Regions from separate parts of the Homo sapiens genome. Here region 1 is linked to region 2. The links are chromatin contacts, found by Hi-C or POLR2A ChIA-PET in ENCODE. All regions are on one chromosome and are shown on one strand. The core of a region is the stretch at or near the end of the contact, and the rest is flanking DNA. Distances in the headings are between cores, read along the strand shown.

Region 1 (6,039 bases), core at 487-2,986, 82 kb after region 2:
GCAGCCAACCAGGTGTACAAAAGAGCCAAGGCACTGGACCAGTCCAACAATATGTCCGCTGTGTCCTGAGCCTGCATACACTAAGCCGTCGGACCCCCCACCCCCAGCCCTCTAATCTCTCCGCTAACTCCCTCTTCCTCACATGGGGTCAGGGGCCTGGGACTTTGCTCTGGACCAGCCCACCTGTCTCCATTTCCTTTTACACAGACTTTGAGACTTGCCATCAGCACAGCACACAGCAGCACCCTTCCTTTGAGGCTGGTATGGAGGGGATGAGTGTCAGCAGGATTGGCTCATGGGAAAGCTCTTGAGCTGGGCACTGGCCTCCACACGAGGAGGTGGCTGTGTGTGCACGCACACACACGAGGAGGTGGCTGTGTACACACACAAACACACACACACTCTCTCTCTCTCTCTCTCTCTCTCTCTCTGTCTCTCTCTCTCTCACCCCAGGATAGAAACTGCCCAGAAACAGCTGCCTGGCTTTTTTTCTTCTTCCAAGCTTGTCTTATCTCAAACCCCTTCCAGTCAAGGAACTAGAATCAGCAATGAGAGTTGGAAGCCTTCCCACAGCTTCCCCAAGAGCGAAGAGGCTATAGTCATGTCCACGTCCCCCGCTGAATTCTCTGCAGGGAGAGGACTTGGGCCCAGATGAGCCAGACCAGACTCCAGACAGAGGGTCCCGTGGGGCCCCCAAACTCAGGTGATGAGCTGAGAAAGAGAAAGATGTTCATGTCTAAGTGTCCAGTGTGCACCTAGCACTCCTTAGACGCCTTTGTGAACTGAAAAGAGACTGGCAGAGTCCTGCGAAAATGAGGCCCTGGCTTTCCAGGGAGTATGGTGAGCATCTGGCCTTCGCTGCCTGGAAGTGACACCCCAGACACCACTGCCACAGTGGGCGCTTGCCCCGCCCTGGGCTGTTCTAGTATTTGGATTTGCATTCCAGTCCTTGGGAGGGGGTCCTCAGGGTCATTAGTGAGGAGCCAAGAGGAGTGGGGTTGGGGGACACTCCTTCCTGTTTCTGTTAGGCCACAGACTCTTCACCTGCCTCTGAAGAGCTGCTCTGACCTTGGTCTCCTCCCCGCAGTCCCACATTCTCCAGCCTGCCCTGCCAAGCCCCTTGCATGCCCACTGCTCTCTGTCCTCCCTTCTCCCCACCTTCCTCTCATGGAGACAGTATTTCTTTCTGTCTGTCTGTCCCTTCTTTGGCCCAGACCCAGCCTGACCAACGATAAGCATTTCTTAGGCTCAGCTCTTGATATGGAAATGAGTGTCTTCACTCCAGCCAGCATCATGGTCTTCGGTGCTTCCAGGCCTGGGGTCTGTCGGGGGTGAAAAGAACTGGCCTGACCTACCTGAACTGACTGACCCTCTGGGGTGGGTCTGGGACATCCTCGAGGCCCTAGCATTTCTCCTTGGATAGGGGACCAGAGGGCGCTTGGGATGTTGCATAAGAACAGGAAGTCACCCAAGGGATGTCAATTTCTTATCCCTCTACATGGGTTGGATTTTCCAAAATCATAATTTGCAGAAGACCAGCACTTATGGTGGAATGTATATTATAAGGCAGCCACACTGGGGCAGGGTCCTTCCCCTCTCCCCACTCACGGCTTTGGCCCTTTCACAGATTAGAACCTGAGTTAGAGGATTGCAGAAGACGAGGTGGGAGGGCAGGGAAGATGCCTGTCAGGTTTTTAGCACAGTTTATTTCACTGGGATTTTGAAACATTTCTGTTTGAACACAAAGCCTGTTCTAGTCTTGGCAGGACACATTCTGGGGGTGGGGGTGGAGGAAGATGTGGTAATGTAACCGGTTAGTCAGTGTTGTCTTAATATTGTTGACAATTCTGTAAAGTTCCTTTTTATAAATATTTGTTAAGCTGTTTCACCTTTGTTTTGAAATCCTTTCCTTTTTTTTTTTGGAGACAGAGTCTCACTCTATCACCCAGGCTGGAGTGCAATGGCATGGTCTCAGCTCACTGCAACCTTCCCCTCCCGGGTCCAAGCGATTCTCCCACCTCAGCCTCCCAAGTAGCTGGGACTACAGGCACGTGCCACCACACTCCGCTAATTTTTGTATTTTTAGCGGAGACGGGGTTTCACTATGTTGGCCAGGCTGGTCTCGAACTCCTGACCTCGTGATCCGCCCACCTTGGCCTCTGAAAGTGCTGGGATTACAGGTGTGAGCCGCCATGCCTAGCGTGTCCTTCCCTTTTAAGCAGAAAATGTGACACTTGTGAAAAAGCTTGTAAGACAGCACTTCCCTTTTTTTCCCTTTAAACCTTTAAATGGCAAATCTAGGTAATTAAAGTTGTGAATTTTTATTTTTGCTTTGTTTTTAATGAACACTTGTCTTTCAGAATAGGATTGTGTGATAATGTCTAAATGGCAAAAACAAAACGTGATTTTGCACAATTAACAAAACTACTGCAAGAAAAATAAAACATTTCTTGGTAACAAAAAAAATTAATACATTTGAAACATTTTTCATGTAACCTTACTGACCAGGAATACTTATATTTTACAGTCATAATGGTAGCCCTGCAGTGCACTCTGGGAGTGAGCGAGCGAGCATTGGCAGTTCATTGTAGTAGTGTAGGCAGCCTGCAGTAGTGCAGTCTCCTGTGTCTTTAGCATGATGAGATGGTAGGATGCACCCGAGCCAACGGGCCAGCATCCTTACTGGCCCTAAGCTCTCAGAAAAGCTTCTTAAACTCTCTGAGCTTCCCTACAGTGTTCTTTTGAGGATTAGAAGTAATTGAAAGTGACAAATCCTGAAAGAAGCAGCTCAACAAATAATCATTAATTGCTCCTGATCCTCTGAATGAATTGAGGGGTGTCCTTAATTAGGTGTATGCACAAAGATCAACTAGGAGCAAAGGAAAATGTTAGAACTTGTGTTTCTATTTATTTTTAACCTCACTCTTTTACAATTTCTATTTTTTTGTGAATATTTTTAAATATAAGCTGGGCGCAGTGGCTCACGCCTGTAATCCCAGCACTTTGGGAGGCTGAGACAGGCGGATCACCTGAGGTTGGGAGTTCAAGACCAGCTTGGCCAACATGGTGAAACTCTGTCTCTGCTAAAAATACAAAAATTAGCCGGGCGTGGTGGTGCACGCTTGTAATATTAGCTTGTCTCTCTCTCTCTCTCTCTCTCTCTCTCTCTCTCTCTCTCTCTCTCTATATATATATATATATATATATATATATACACACACACACTATGTATATACACACACTGTATATACGCACTATATGCACTATATATACACACAGTATATGTATATACACACACTATATATACAGTGTGTATATATATATATACTGTGTATATATATATATACTGTATATATATATATACTGTGTATATATATATATACTGTGTATATATATATACTGTGTATATATATATACTGTATATATATACTGTATATATATATATATACTGTATATATATATACTGTGTATATATATATATACTGTATATATACACACACACACTATATATATGCCATATATAATATCTGGTGGCCAGTTGTGTGAAATACATTCATTTTCTCTGTTGGGTAGATTGATTTGACCTAACTATGAGCCTCAATCTCAAGAGGTAAAGTGGTAGTTTGCCAATTTAATGCTGCACAAAGGATTATTTAAGTAATAATAACAATAATATCACATTGTATTTTACAGCGCTTCCTAGTACATCATAAATAATAAAAAGACGCAGGCTTGGGCAATAGAATAATTACTGATTTTCAAATGTAACTGCTTCATGTGTGATTATAAACGAGGTAATCATGGCATTAAGGTTTGGTATACATTTAGAAGGGAAAAAGAAAGTTGAGGTTTTAGTAAAGCAGAAAAACACTAAGCTTTAAAAATGAAGCCTGAAACCATGGAAAGAGGTTTAACTTCCCTAGTAATCAGGATGATTGCTGAATGCAAATTGAATCAAATACAAATTGAAACATTAAAGTACAATTTCTTGCCCACTATGTTGGCAGAAATGTTAACATCTGATGATTATCCAGCGCGACTGAGGATGTGGGACGCTTTCTTGTGGAAGTGTAAGTCGGTACAACCACTTTGGAGGATAATTTGGCAATATTTTCAGAGTTAAAAATGCTTATGCTTTGTAAACCTGCCATTTGTAGTCTCTGGATCTGCCCTAGGGAGATAGTCTGGGTTTGTTTTTTTTTTTGTGAATGTCTTCCACAGGGAGATACTCTTAACACAGAGTGGCATGTACAAGCATGTTCAATGCAGCACCACTGTTAATAGCAAACAGCTGGAGGCAACCATCAGTGGGGCAATGGTTCAAAAGGTTGTGATTTTAAAAAAAAGGTACAATATAATTCACATATCATAAATTTCACCATCTTAAAGTGCACAATTCAGAGTTTTTTAGTATATTCACAGAGTTGTACTACCATCACCTCTACCTAATTCCAGAACATTTTCATTACCCCAAAAAGAAACTCATACCCATTAGCAGTCACTCCCCATTTCCACATTTCTCCCTTCTCCCATCCCCTGGAAACCACCAATCTACTTTCTGTCTGTGAATTTGCCTGTCCTGGACATTTCGTATAAAGAAATAGAATCATACAATCGGTGGTACTTTTTATTTGGCAACAGCTTTATTGAGATGTACTTTGTATGCCACACAATTCACTTTTTTTTTTTTTTTTTTTTTTTTGAGATGGAGTCTTGCTCTATCACCCAGGCTGGAGTGCAGTGCTACAATCTCAGCTTACTGCAACCTCCGCCTCCTGGGTTCAAGCGATTTTCCTGCCTCAGCCTCCCCAGTAGCTGTAATTACAGGTGCCCGCCATCACGCCCAACTGCTTTTTTTGTATTTTTAGTAGAGACGGGGTTTCACTATGTTGACCAGGCTGGTCTTGAACTCCTGACCTCAGCCTCCCAAAGTGCTGGGATTACAGGCATGAGCCACCATGCCCAGCCAATTCACCCATTTTAAATGTACAACAATTTTTAGTATGTTCAGAGTCGTGCAGCCATCACCACAGTCAATTTTAGGACATTTTTATCACCTCAAAAAGAAACCACATGCCCTTTAGCTCTCCTCCCTGTCCCTGGGCAACCATTACTGTCCCTGTAGATTTGTCTATTGTGGACATTTCATATAAATGGAATGGTAAAATATATGGTCTTTTGTGTCTGGCTTCTTTCACTTGGTGTATTTTCAAGATTCTTCCATGTTCTGGCAGGTACCAGTACTTCATTCCTTTTCATTGCTGAATAATATTACATTGTATGGATATACCACATTTTGTTTACTCACTCATTAGTTGATAGACATTTGGGTTCTTCCCACTTTTTTTTTGAAATGGAGTCTAACTTTGTCACCCAGGCCGGAGTGCAGTGGCGCAATCTCGGCCTACTGCAACCGCCGCCTCCCAGGTTCCAGCGATTCTCCTGCCTCTCCCAAGTAGCTGGGACTGCAGGTGCATACCACCATGCGCAGATAATTTTTGTATTTTTAGTAGAGACGGGGTTTCACCATGTTGTTCAGGCTGGTCTTGAACTGACCTCAAGCAGTCCACCCACCTGCGCCTCCCAAAGTGCTGGGATTACAGGTGTGAGCCACCACACCTGGCCTCTTTCCACCCTGTGACTGTTTGAAATACTGCTGTTAGGAATATCTGTGTACAGGTTTTTACATGAACATGTTTTCAGTTTCTTTGAGTAGAATTGCTGGGTCATAAGGTAACTTTTGAGGAATTGCCAAACTGTTTTCCATGGTGGTTGCCCCATTTTACATTCCCATCAGCAATGAGTGCGTGTTCCAATTTCTCTATATCCTTGCCAACACTTATTTCTCATCTTTAAAATTATAACTGTGAAAGGAAGACAAATCTTGGGACCCTAAAATCACTAAGCTAAAGGGAAAGGTCAATCTGGGAGCTGCTTAGGACAAACCTGCCTCCCATTCTATTTCTAAAAAGATAGCTACTAAGATAAAAAAGTTAACATACCTCCCTCTCAATTTGTACACAAGAAAATTCCTTGTGG
Region 2 (5,493 bases), core at 1,652-4,151:
CCCTATTATTAAGTCCTGAGTCTTCCTCCCTGGCTGGTGATGTGCTGAGAGTGATAAGAAGATAACAGCAAGACAGACAGAGTGAGAGCGACAGGCTGACTTACGTAACCTGGTGGAAAGTGATACAGGCAGATTCGCTGATGGGAAACAAACAGAAAGGGAGTCAGGCAGAGCTTCCTGGAATCCAGGTCTAGGAGCTGCCAAAAACAGGCCTCCTCTCTTAGGAACAATTGAATGTCACTGCAGTAACCGAACACTGCTGGCCAGAGAGGCCTCCTGCCCACAGCCTCACAGAGCGGCCTGTGTGAGCCAGGACAGGCTCCAGAGGAAAAAAGGGCCTGGCAAGGTGCCCTGTGAGGCTATCTGAGGAGACATTGCAGTTCCTCACCCTGGATGGGCCTCCACCAGCACAGGGCTGCGAGTTGAAGGCCAGGGAATTCCCAGGGCGAGTCCCAGGCACAGAGGCTGTGAGCTAGGAGGGCTCTAACCTGGGGTTAAGCCCTGAACTCAGAAGCCGGGCTCCTAGGCTCTTATCCTAGCTTTTTTCTGCTGTGTGACCCTGGGCATGGCATAACCTCTCTGAGACCTCTCTCTCTCAGTCTTCTCATTGGTAGAAAGGGAATAAATATGTGATAGTAGATAAAAATAGGACTCGTAGAAAGGGGATAAAAATGTTATAAGAATCAAATAAGCCAGGGGCTTGACAAACCTTTTAGGTAAATAGCCATATAATATAGATTTTAGGCTTTGTCGGCAGTACAGTCTCTGCCACAACTATTCAACTCTGCTGTTGTACAGCACACAAAAACAACAACAACAAAAAACCAAATGACTATGCCCACGTGCCAATAAAACTTTATTTCTGGGTACTGAAACTTGAATTTTACATAATTTTCATGTGTCACAAAATATTCTTTTTTTTTTTAAATTTGTATTTATTTACTTGTTTTTATTTATTTGTTTATTTGAGATAGAGTCTCGCTCTGTTGCCTAGGCTGGAGTGCAGTGGCACATTCTTGGTTCACTGCAACCTCTGCTTCCTGGGTTCAAGTGATTCTTCTGCCTCAGCCTCCCCAGTAGCTGGGATTACAGGTGTGCACCGCCATGCCCGGCTAATTTTTATATTTTTAATAGAGACAGGGTCTCGCTATGTTAGCCAGGCGGGTCTCGAACTCCTGGTCTCAAGTGATCTGCTCACCTCAGCCTCCCAGAGGGTTGGGATTACAGGTGTGAGCCACTGCGCCTGGCCTCCAGCCATCATATTTTATCTAATGTTCCATTCGGAGACATGTAGATTGTCTCTAGTTTTTCTTTCTTTCTTTTTTTTCTTCTTTTTTTTTTTTTTTTTTTTTTTTTTGAGACGGAGTCTCCCTCTGTCGCCCAGGCTGGAGTGCAGTGGCGCCATCTCAGCTCACTGCAAGCTCCACCTCCCGGGTTCACGCCATTCTCCTGCCTCAGCCTCCCGAGTAGCTGGGACTACAGGTGCCCGCCACCACACCCAGCTAATTTTTTTGTGTGTGTTTTTAGTAGAGATGGGGTTTCACCATGTTAGCTAGGATGGTCTCAATCTCCTGACCTCGTGATCCACCTGCCTCGGCCTCCCAAAGTGCTGGGATTACAGGCGTGAGCCACTGCGCCCGGCCCTAGTTTTGCATGCTCAGGGCTGTGAAACACATCCTCAGCTATTCTTGTCTGCTTGTTTCTTAAACACCTAGACCTGGAATTTGCAGGGGGAAAAGCATAAACCTGGGGCCTCCAATGCATGTTACTTAGGCAGGTGGTTGTGCATTGGATTGCTCTTGTTCCTGGGCAGGACAGATAGTGGCTAAAAGCCAGGCTTTGAAGTCCTGTAGAGCAGAGTTCAAATCCCAGCTCAGTATTTACTGGCTGGGTAATCTTTGGCAGGTCACTTCACCAGTTTGAGCCTCCATTTCCTCATTTGTAAAATCCTGCCTTCATTGGTCCTCATCTCACTTCTGACTCTAAACCACCATATCCCAAGATGGGGCTGATTAGAATGACTTCCTCATGGAAGTTACAATTATTGAAATTGTAATCGCTTGATGAATGGAAGTTCCCACTTCTTTTATCCCAGGCAGTTTCTCAAAAGCAAAAGGAAAAGGAACTAAGGCCAAAATCTGGGAACCTACAAAATCACTGGGAATGAAACAGAAGTGTGGGCATTAGAATGGAGGCTCAATATCCCAGTCCAAGATCTATGGATCTGGTGGAAAATAACCCACTAAAACTGGCTCCAACTATAATAAAAGGGGGAGGCTGGGCTCGGTGGTTCAGCCTGTGATCCTAGCACTTTGGGAGGCCAAGGCGTGCAGGTTGCTTGAGCCCAGGAGTTTGAGACCAGTCTGGGCAACATGGCGAAACCCTGTCTCTACAAAAATACAAAAAATTAGCTGGGTGTGGTGGTGAGTGCCTGTAGTCCTAGCTACTGGGAGGCTGAGGTGGGAGGATCACCTGAGCCCAGGGAGTTTGAGGCTTCAGTGAGCCATGATTGTGCCACTGTTCTCTGTTCTCCAGCCTGGGTAACAGAATGAGACCCTGTCTCAAAAAAAAAAAAAAAAAAAAAAAAAAAGAGGAAAAAAGAAAGAAAAAAAAGGGGAAATTCACCATAAGAAGTATCAGTCAGGAGTGTTTCTGCTGTTGCAGAAACCCAACTAAATTTGGTTGAAGCATGAGGAGAATCAACTTTTATTTTTGGTCACTTAATTGAAAACATCAGGACAAGTGCCAGCTTCCAGCACAGCTGGACCCAAGGGCCAACATGTGGCTCCAGGGACTCTCCCTCCGTTTCCAGTGCTGCACTCCAGCTTTTGCTGTGTCCCCACTCCTGGGTCAAGATGGCCTCTCAGCAACCGCAGAGCCAGGCAATTCTGTCTTTTCACGGATGAGAACAGAAAGTCCCAGAAGGAAGTCTCACTGGGTCTAGCCTGGTCACATGCCCATTTCTAAACCAATCGCTGTGACTGGGCCAGCCTAGAGCTAGGCAGAGCTGGCCCCCACGGACAGAAAGGAGGAGACCCGTAGCTCCCGGGAGAATGCAGGTGCTGTTTCCAGAAGGGGCATCAAGGCCAGAAAGGCAAAGACAACAGGTGTCTATTATGCCACCTGGCTGTACTTTTTGTGAGAACCGCTGTTATCACATGAAACACAAGGGCAGGAAGTGCAGTGGCCTCACACATTTCTTAAATGAGCACCTGAAAGGCCACCAGGAATTGTGGCAGCCAAATCCTGGTCTCTCTATGACTCTGCCCACAGGTTTCCTCATCTCTGCTTCTCTCTTTTCCCTCTCCCTGTCTTCTTCCCTGAGCCCATGAGCAAACCCGACTGCCCCATAGCACCTGACAGCACAACCCCTTCCTTTAAGCAACAGCCCACAAGACTCACCACATTCTCAAGACAGAGAATCTGATCACCTCAACCAGTCAGGTGCCCGTCTTTGTGCAGTCAATTCTGGCTGGAGGGCAGGGTTGAGTAGCTTGTACGCGTGGTTTCATGGGGTAGTTGCACCTGTTTCAAAGAGAGATGGGTCACCACAAACTGGGCAGAAACCACACGATATGTCCATGATGCTCTGCAGCTGAATGAAGTTATCTACAAAGAAACTGAAGCCAAGGCCAGGCAGAAGTCAGGCCTGAAGCTAAGAATTTGTTTCCCCAAGACAGGAACATTCCTGCATCTGGAGGCTGAGGCTGCTTGGACAGAGAAGTGCATCCAGCTGCCAAGGTGAAGCTCTGAAGGGGCCTGTCCATGAGAGCAGGGCCAAGAACGCCTAAGCCCACCAGTAAGATGCAAGAACACCTGTGCGAAATAATAATAATGATCATAGCTGGGTGTGGTGCCTGACAGCTGTAATCCCAGCACTCAGGGAGACAGAGGCAGGAGGATCACTTGAGCCCAGGAGTTTGAGACCAGCCTGGGCAACCTGGCAACCCCTTCCCCACACCCCTTGTCTCCACAAAAACGACAAAAAATTTTTAAAATGATAATAATATAAAATAGCACTAATAATAAATGTTATTCAGTGCTGCTGACCAGGTATCACTCTAGACACTTAAATGAACAGCATTTTTGCTTTTTTGTTTCTTTGTTTTTGAGACAGAGCCTCACTCTGTCCCCCAGGCTGGAGTGCAGTGGCACCATCTTGGCTTATTGCAAACTCTGTCTCCTGGGTTCAAGTGATTTTCATGTCTCAGCCTCCGGAGCAGCTGGGATTACAAGCGTGTGCCACCACGCCCAGCTAATTTTTTGTATTTTTAGTGGAGACGGGGGTTTCACCATGTTGGTCAGGCTGGTCTCAAACTTCTGGCCTCAAAGTGATCCACCCGTCTCAGCCTCCCGAAGTGCTGGGATTACAGGCGTTAGCCACTGTGCCTGACCTAAATGCGCAGCATTTTTAAGCCTAATGATACAGTCAGATGGGTATTTATTATCCTCATTTACAGAACATATATTGAATGAGTGAGCATTAACTGATCTTTCACCTTATTAATTCACTTAGTCATTCACTCACTCAATGGATAAACAATTAATGAATGCCAACTATATGCCAAATACCATGTGTGCTGGGTGTTGGGACACAAGCAGTCCTGTCTTTGTGAATGTTACAGTAAAATGTTGGAGGCTCTGAAGGGTGAGTGGTCATTAATTAGACGGTTAGACTAATAAGAGGGGAAGGGAAAGGCATTCCAGGTAGAAGGAACTCCATGTGCTAAGGCACTGTGGGGGAAGGGCATGTGTGGGGTGGGAGCAATGCCTGTTGACTGATGGTGTGCCAGAGAGGCAGAGAGCCACGCAGTTTACACCTGCTGGCTCACTGACCCTTACCACAGTCCTGTGAGATAGCTACTGCTATTAATATCATTTTGTAGATGAGGAAATCGAGGCACAGAGAAGGTAAGTAACTTTCCCAAGGACACACAGCACCATTAGCAGTGAAAGAGCAGCAGTTATAACCCAGGCCTGTGACCAGAATTCTGAACATCTCTAATCTTTAAGTAAAGGAAGGCAGGAGAAATTGGTCCATTTGGGGCAGGTGTGTTTTCTGGGAACCTTCCAGCACTATTTTCACTTGCAGCTGTAGCCACAGGCTACATAGATGATTTCCAGAATGGAGGGGAAGAAGAGTGCACCCAGCCTTTCCTGGCCACAGGCAGGAATCCTTTTAGCCAGTTATTAATGCTCAGCCACAGGAGATGCCGCAGTGAGACACACAGAGGAGCCAGACCAGGGAGAGGCAGCAAGAAAGACAGCATTGATCCTGGAGGTATACATTTAGGAGAGAGAACCTGTCAGAACAGAAAGAGCTTGGACTTGGGACCAGGCCAACCTCAGCCCAAATGGCAGCCCTGCTACCCACCAGCTCTGTGACCTTAAGTAAGTTTCCTCTTAGTCTCCAGTTCTTTATTCAAGCAGAGTAAAAGTATGCTTCCCGCCTCCCTCCCACCTCCATCCTGTAGCCAACAGTCCCCCCTCCCC

The links. Hi-C counts contacts between places; a loop is a spot of excess contacts on that map. ChIA-PET counts read pairs that join two places held with the same protein, here RNA polymerase II (POLR2A). Pooled maps may share reads with other maps.
Region 1: a pooled map shows a loop between it and region 2 (2.1-fold over the local background). The contact joins two enhancer-like sites. A Hi-C loop is called at or near these places in 2 of 168 maps with a recorded cell type or tissue (OCI-LY7 and psoas muscle) and 6 of 50 pooled maps. POLR2A ChIA-PET finds 5 or more read pairs at or near these places in 8 of 52 experiments (A549, H1, OCI-LY7 and 3 more).

The regions. Positions count from the first base shown.
Region 1 is chr20:49,831,002-49,837,040 of GRCh38, forward strand. The region is part of intron 3 of SLC9A8 (solute carrier family 9 member A8); the gene reads left to right. It also overlaps the pseudogene GLYR1P1. Among named protein-coding and RNA genes, the nearest start is that of SLC9A8, 21 kb to the left of the region's middle. RefSeq lists enhancers at 5,070-5,570, 5,571-6,039. Within about 2 kb of position 1,737, at least 9 of the 41 ENCODE cell types and tissues checked have a DNase peak (open chromatin) inside an H3K27ac peak, as active enhancers do; they include OCI-LY7, where a contact is called at or near this core.
Region 2 is chr20:49,747,830-49,753,322 of GRCh38, forward strand. No RefSeq gene overlaps it. Among named protein-coding and RNA genes, the nearest start is that of B4GALT5, 37 kb to the left of the region's middle. RefSeq lists an enhancer at 3,004-3,093. Within about 2 kb of position 2,902, at least 14 of the 41 ENCODE cell types and tissues checked have a DNase peak (open chromatin) inside an H3K27ac peak, as active enhancers do; they include OCI-LY7, where a contact is called at or near this core.